Linked DNA regions of Homo sapiens: region 1 is linked to region 2. A link is a contact called in ENCODE Hi-C or POLR2A ChIA-PET data. All regions are on one chromosome and are shown on one strand. The core of a region is the stretch at or near the end of the contact, and the rest is flanking DNA. Distances in the headings are between cores, read along the strand shown.

The links. A loop is a pair of places that touch in the nucleus more often than their neighbours do. ChIA-PET counts read pairs that join two places held with the same protein, here RNA polymerase II (POLR2A). Pooled maps may share reads with other maps.
Region 1: a loop to region 2 is called in a map of endothelial cell of umbilical vein, with 6 times the contacts of the local background. The contact joins two enhancer-like sites. A Hi-C loop is called at or near these places in 3 of 168 maps with a recorded cell type or tissue (G401, endothelial cell of hepatic sinusoid and endothelial cell of umbilical vein) and 2 of 50 pooled maps. POLR2A ChIA-PET finds 5 or more read pairs at or near these places in 3 of 52 experiments (HCT116, OCI-LY7 and PC-9).

The regions. Positions count from the first base shown.
Region 1 is chr2:158,598,560-158,601,864 of GRCh38, reverse strand. All of the region lies in intron 3 of PKP4 (plakophilin 4), which reads right to left. Among named protein-coding and RNA genes, the nearest start is that of PKP4-AS1, 130 kb to the left of the region's middle. Within about 2 kb of position 1,509, at least 7 of the 41 ENCODE cell types and tissues checked have a DNase peak (open chromatin) inside an H3K27ac peak, as active enhancers do; they include endothelial cell of umbilical vein, where a contact is called at or near this core.
Region 2 is chr2:158,666,776-158,670,099 of GRCh38, reverse strand. PKP4 (plakophilin 4) reads right to left here. Exons shown (of 22, transcript NM_003628.6): 17 at 185-380. All of the region lies in intron 2 of PKP4-AS1 (PKP4 antisense RNA 1), which reads left to right. Among named protein-coding and RNA genes, the nearest start is that of PKP4-AS1, 67 kb to the left of the region's middle. Within about 2 kb of position 1,559, at least 5 of the 41 ENCODE cell types and tissues checked have a DNase peak (open chromatin) inside an H3K27ac peak, as active enhancers do; they include endothelial cell of umbilical vein, where a contact is called at or near this core.

The DNA.
Region 1 (3,305 bases), core at 260-2,759, 68 kb after region 2:
TATTACCCCCTTGATACTTTCCCCAAGTCATTATGTGGTTATGAAACTTGCTGGTTGAAAACCCTAGATTCCATAGAAACTCCCTGAACTTCAATTTTGTGTGTGATTTGCCTTTTCTCCATCACAGGTGCAGTAGTTCACATTCCAGGACCACTGAACGAATTGCAAGCAGGGTGACCTTCTCCCAGCAAGTGGAGTCAATCAGTTAATGCTAATCTCCTCCAGGGCTCTGTGATGTTCCTTTATCTGAAACACTCTTAGCTGATTTCAAAATGGACTGATAGGAAAAAGTGAAAACTTGGTCAAATATCAGTAATGAGACATTTGTCTTGCTCCTAAGGGTAGGCCATCACTGTCTTGTGACTCCAAAAGTGGTTCTGCACACTGAATTTCAATTTCTCCTCAATCTGTTTTTGTTATTTAATTCTATTATCTAAATTAGTTTCTAAGCACTGAGATTGGTATTACCCAACTCTGTTTCCTCAAAAGGATCATATTTTATGTCAATATTAAAATACATGGTAAATCAAACTGCCATCCGGAAATGTTTAGTATACCTCAAGTTTCTCGGGAATATTAAGAAAGTTTTATCTTCTGAGTTTGAAACTTATATCAACTTTAATGAAATACAAGACTTTTTATCCTCAAAACTGTAGGTCACAGAATATAATTCCAGCTAATTGCTCAAATGGGGCAAGGGCTGTGGTTGTTTTGCTCATCTCTTTATACCAAGTGCCTAGCATTTGCCAGGCACACAGCAGATGCTTAATTAAATTGTGAAAAAATCAAGTTCTTTAATGTTTTGAAAGGTCAGATTATACAAATTACCAGGTATTACCTAGTATAAGCAGGTCAACTTATTCTCCCCGAGTCTAGGTAGGAAGCTCCAGCAACCTCGTTGTGTAACAATCAAGCAAACAGCATTTTTGCTGCTGAAAGGACCTTTGGTTACCAAAATATAATAGGTATTCCTAGGTGAAGGCAATGGGAAGCCTCAATAATATTCCCTCCTCCATTTAAGGTACCATATATAAATCATTAGAAAAACAAGCTAATAATGAAATTAAAAATAAATAAATAGTTCCATGGTATACTCTGAAGATCATCTATTCAGCCCAACTACTTTCACAGAAACTTCTATAATTCTGAGAAATAACTGGTCATTACATGTTATTCATAACAGCCTATTTTCTTTTTGAATTACTCACTTCAAATGACTCTCAAATTGTTCACTACTTTGGGACTCAGGGATTGGACAACAAAACAGATGGAATTTTGAAATGCTGTTTTAAACCACCAAAGGCAATTGTTCTAATAAACCCATGTTTATTACAACAATCACAGGCAGCTTCATGTTAGAAACATAGGCTTATTTCCTCCTTCTCTCCCTCCAACCATCTATTCCTAGAAACACTTCCTCAACTTTTATTGAATGGCTACAATGTGTCTGTAGGCACTGTGCCCACAAATGACTCCATCCCGGTTCCCTTTCACTTCTCTTCTGAAGATGCCAAGCAGCTTGCGTTCTAGGAGCTTCCACTGGAATGTGAAACACATTTTAAAATACACACAGGAACTGAGTCACCCATGATAACTTTGTTTCAATGGGAAGATATATTCATAATTTAATACGTTAATAACTTAATCATTTAGAATGAAATCCACTAATAACCTTGGGGCTGTCCAGTCAGATGGTGAACATCAATCAAAAGCAAATTTATTACCAAATTAACAAAACAGTTCATTTTAATACGAAAAATCAGTTTTGTTTACAGGAAGACAATGTGCCTTCATCATAATATTACATGAAAATATGTTGTAGATCACTATAAAATTCTACATACTCCTGAAATTAATTTTTTTCATTCAGATGCAAATGGAGGCAAAAATATCTTTGTTGGACATTGACAGCTGTGCAATATCTTTGAAAACTCTCCTTATTTTGCTGTTTCCCATATTAGGAGTCAGAAAATTACCTGCTCATAATCCCCTCCAGCCAGAGGGCAGGCCAGTGAGTGAAGTTCACAAGAAGCCACATGTGGAGATAGGGTGATCCTGAGCATTTGTGGTGGATACAGTGGTGGCAGTAGGCACTGCTCCTTGAAACCCAGATTCAGATTCTGGCTCCCTGGCCTTCCTAGAGACTCCATGAGTTGATATCCAATAGCTCCTAAAAAGTTGCTTTTCTGCTTACATAAGCCAGAGAAGATTCTATTGTTTGCAACCAAAAATCCTGACTGATGTTATCCTAAAACTAACAAAGACAAAGTAGCCCTCTGAAAAGGGCCCAAGACTCATAACTGTAGACTATTTCCAACTGCATACTGGATATGTAACACAGCTCAGATTCAACGTATTGAAATTATTTCCCTCTAAACTGACTCCTGTTTAGTGATTCCCACCTTCAGTCACTCAAACTGAAGAGCAGGGAGTAATTTTACTATTTGTTCTTCCCACTAGTGTGTAACCTCCATGAGGGTATGGCAGGTGGCCTTGTTTACAGACAATGGCCAGAGCCTAAGGCAGTATCTGACACATGGCTATCACTCATTTTGAATTCATCTCTACTACCACTGACACTGTTCTGGCCTTTATCCTCTTATCCTCTTTTGGCTGGGTCATTCTTTCAGTCTCTCTCCTAACTGGTCTTCCTGGCTTTCATTTCTCATCCTGCCAGGCTCTCTTCCACGCTGCTACTACTGCGATTTTTTTCAAACACTCACCTCTGATGTCATTCTTCTGCTGCTAATGCACAACAGATCCATACAGGATAAAATGCAAACATCTCAGATGGCACAGAAGGCCCTGCACCACCTGGCTCCTCCTAGTGTGCCCTTTCCCACACAAACCTACATCTGAAGCATTTCTAACTGCTTGCAGTTGCCTCACACACCATACTGTTTCACACTTCCACTGCTATTTTTAGGGTAGAACATGCAGGAATAGAGTCTGGAAATTCTTTCAGAATTACTCAAATTCTAGAATGGCACATGCAGGTACCATATAACTTGTTTATATACCCATGAAACAGAATGCTCTAAAGTTTACCTTCACTTTGTATCACGTTCTATAATAACAGGAATATTTTTATTTTTTTTGAGTTGGAGTCTTGCTCTCGCCCAGGCTGGAGTGCAGTGGCGCGATCTCGCCTCACTGCAAGCTCCGCCTCCCAGGTTCACACCATTCTCCTCCCTCAGCCTCCCAAGTAGCTGGGACTACAGGTGCCCGCTACCATGCCCGGCTAATTTTTTGTATTTTTTTAGTAGAGACGGGGTTTCACCGTGTTAGCCAGGATGGTCTCGATC
Region 2 (3,324 bases), core at 310-2,809:
CATAACAGAAAACACTTCTCCCAGCATAGCAGGTTGTAAGTGCTGGAGACTGCTTAGCTTATCGGCATGTAAGAAATGCAAAAATAAATCCTTTCCAATAGGAAAGGTATCCTCAACAAAGGCCTCATCACAGGACAATCTCAGGAATAAGAGCACTGCTTGCACCTCCTTGCCGCAGACTTGCCTGTCGCCCCTGCCTTTGGTTATGTTCACCAGCTTCTCTATGCCTCCTGAGTCGGCCAGGGCTTTTGCGTTCTCCATGTTTTTGCTGGTGACCTCGTGCAGAGCACAGCAGATGGCTGCCATGGTCTCATCAGACAAGACACTGGGGCCATTGCCGCCGGGGAGCCGGTTGACCAGGTCTCGCATGGCGTATTTGCCTGCCAACGGCAAAAGAGTAAATTCTACTTCCAGAAGGTACTAGGTTTTTGTTATTGTTGTTCAGATTCTGGTGGCATGCAATCTCTTAAAAATAAAACCCCCAAAGAGACAATAATAGGGGAAAAAATCAAAACCCATGGCAAAGAAGAAAAGGACAAATGTCATTATAAGGGGAAAGCTAACATTTATTGCAACGTCACTTGCAGAAATGATTCATTTATAAAACATTACTGTCAATTGCTGAAAGCAAATGTAAATCAATGCGTAAAATTGGGTAGACAAATCAAGTTACTTTCGTTCGAGTATTTTCAGTAACATTGAGTAATGAAGGAATTATAATAGTAAATTTTATTCTCAATGGAATTCCTATGCATCACAAATACCTCAATTTCCTCTTAGAGCTTTTTAAAACTTACCTTTGAATCTGGACCAAGTCAGGCTGCCAAACAATACTTTTCGTTAGATCTTTCTGGATCTTAATGTATGAACTGGGTACAGTTACACATTTTTGTGTATAGAGCTGAGGTGTACAGCAACTCATCTGACAACGGTGGCAACATGTTAGTTTCTTTAAAAGATGACACAAGTAAAAGTTCTGGTATTAAAATTATAGGTATGTTATCTCCCAGGAATAATGCAATAATAATGAAATTCTTGCTAAGACAAGGCAAGGGGAGTTTCACAGTTATTGAGGTATTTCTTTATAGATACTGAATTTTTCTTATTCCTCTCCAAAAAGAGATTACCTCTAGCTTTTTCAACTTCGATTACCAACTGACAAACTGTAAGTGCACTACAAACAAAAGAAATGAACTAAAGTGCAAGTAAACATCTTCTTAGTTCTCCCCTATGCTAATAATTGAGTGGATGTGCAATCGCTTTTTATAAAGGCCTGTTTATTTACAGTGGTAAGCAGAAGAAGACAGGTCTCAGCTACATGCTGTGTGATGTACAGCACGTCAGAGGGAAGGCTCTGGCTTGCTCACGACAAACACTGCTATGAAGAGTGGAAAAACAGTGCTGACACTGTAAGGCCACAAGATAAATGTGGTTTTCAGAGCAGATGATAAGTTAGCTCTGGTGATTTTGAATACTCATGAATGACCAAAAGGCCCATGACATGTAATTTGTCATTTTGCTAAGGCATAACTTTAAATTGCACTCCTGGGGGTTAGGCCGAGGCAGCTCACTCTGCCTATGAATGAGTGAGCCTGGCGGTCCCCTCAGAACTTGCAGCTCCAGACAGCAGGGTGGGTCCCACTCAGTTGAGTATGTAGTAACTTTTATGAAGTGATAAAACTTTGCTTCTTTGTGAAAAATGGCTCTGAAAAGAAAGTCCTTTGCTAGTGCTGATGATGAATGTGAAAAAAGAGGGAAGAGGTCAGAGAAGGGGAAGGTTCCTAGGAACTGAAGTACTGGGTAAATTAGAGCCAAATACTGAATCCAAGAGTGAGGCAGATCTCACAGGAAGACGGGAATAGGGAAACAAAAAAACAGACTGATGGAACAGTTCAAGAGTGCTCCAGCCAGGTTAAAAAAAAAAAAAAAAAGCTCATCACTGGAGAGGCAGAAGGCCAGTGGAAGTTAAAAAGGGTTATTCACAGAAAACACAGAAATGCACTGAGAGGAAGCCAAGACTTGGAACACACATTCCTCTTGCCAAAGGTCTTAGCACTTCACAGTACCAGCTCAAGGACTCCTGTCTACCTGTGTCTTTGCGTTGTGAAATATGACAGGCCACAGGATATACGTGTCAACCATTTATTTTTTAGCATTAAAAATGCCCAAATTATACATGCTTCTTATAAGAAATCCAAACAATACAGACGTAAGAAAAATAACTTTAAAGAATATCTCTCTTTAGGGACCTGAAGGATTTCTGTAAAGGAAGTGTGGGAACTGAGAGATATGGCACATCTACAAGAATCAGGCATGAGCTGGACCATGAACAGGGTGAGGAGGAACTTCCTTTCCTCTCCGTAGGGGGATGATTTGGCTTAAAGGAATGGTGTGTTAAGAGCAGGTTAATCTGGGCAACAATTCAAAATAGCAATTCTGTCAGGCACTGTGTGAAGGGCTTCCATTGTAAGTCATCACGTTTAATCCTTACAGCAATTCTTTATGGTAAACATCATCGCCCTTGTTTCTCTCTCCTTCTCTCATGGCAGGTGTATTTTAAGTTTACTATAGATTCACATGAATCCACATAAGATCTTGTCCCATTTCCCCTCCTTCTCCCCTGACCTGTCACCAGCTGTGGGACTTGGCATGGAGCTCTCTCATTTCCTCTTTACAGCAAACCCAGTTAGGACAGCAGGCATCAACAGCTCCCCTTCAGAGATGAGGAGTTGCCTTTCATTTCCAATCTAGATAGAATTACGGAGCCTGAACGGGGTTATATAGGATACCCCAGGTTGCATGGCCAGTGAGCAGCACATCCTGGGAACGAAGCTCAGGTTTATGGGGGTCCCTGATGTCTTCTTTAGCCCGCATCCTGCCTAGGATGTGGCAATGCCGCAGAGGCAAGCAAGCTGCCTGGGGTGCGGAGCGTACAGAGGTCCTCACTGTTTGGTTTGTGCATGTGCCAACCCTACCTTGTACAAACCTGAGAGTAAAGGCCTCCTAAAATGTTGTGCCTTTGGCGCCTTGCTTAGCTCACCCTAGTCCTGCCCCTGCCCAGGGTGGAAATGATGTTGGGACAGTGGTTCTTCTCTGGGATAAAGATTTATACCAATGTGAGAGGGGAAAGCTACAAAACATTCATGTGATTTTTTATTTAGAGTATGGTAGTGTTGGTGAATTAGCAGGTAGCAGTCCAAAAATTGGAAAGGGAGATTAAGATTTTTTGTTGCTCAGGATATAGAGAACTCTCTTAGAAATGAGAGACATTAACCCTACTAGTGTTGTAAGGTACAACTAAAATTGCTGGCCTTTCTGAAAATT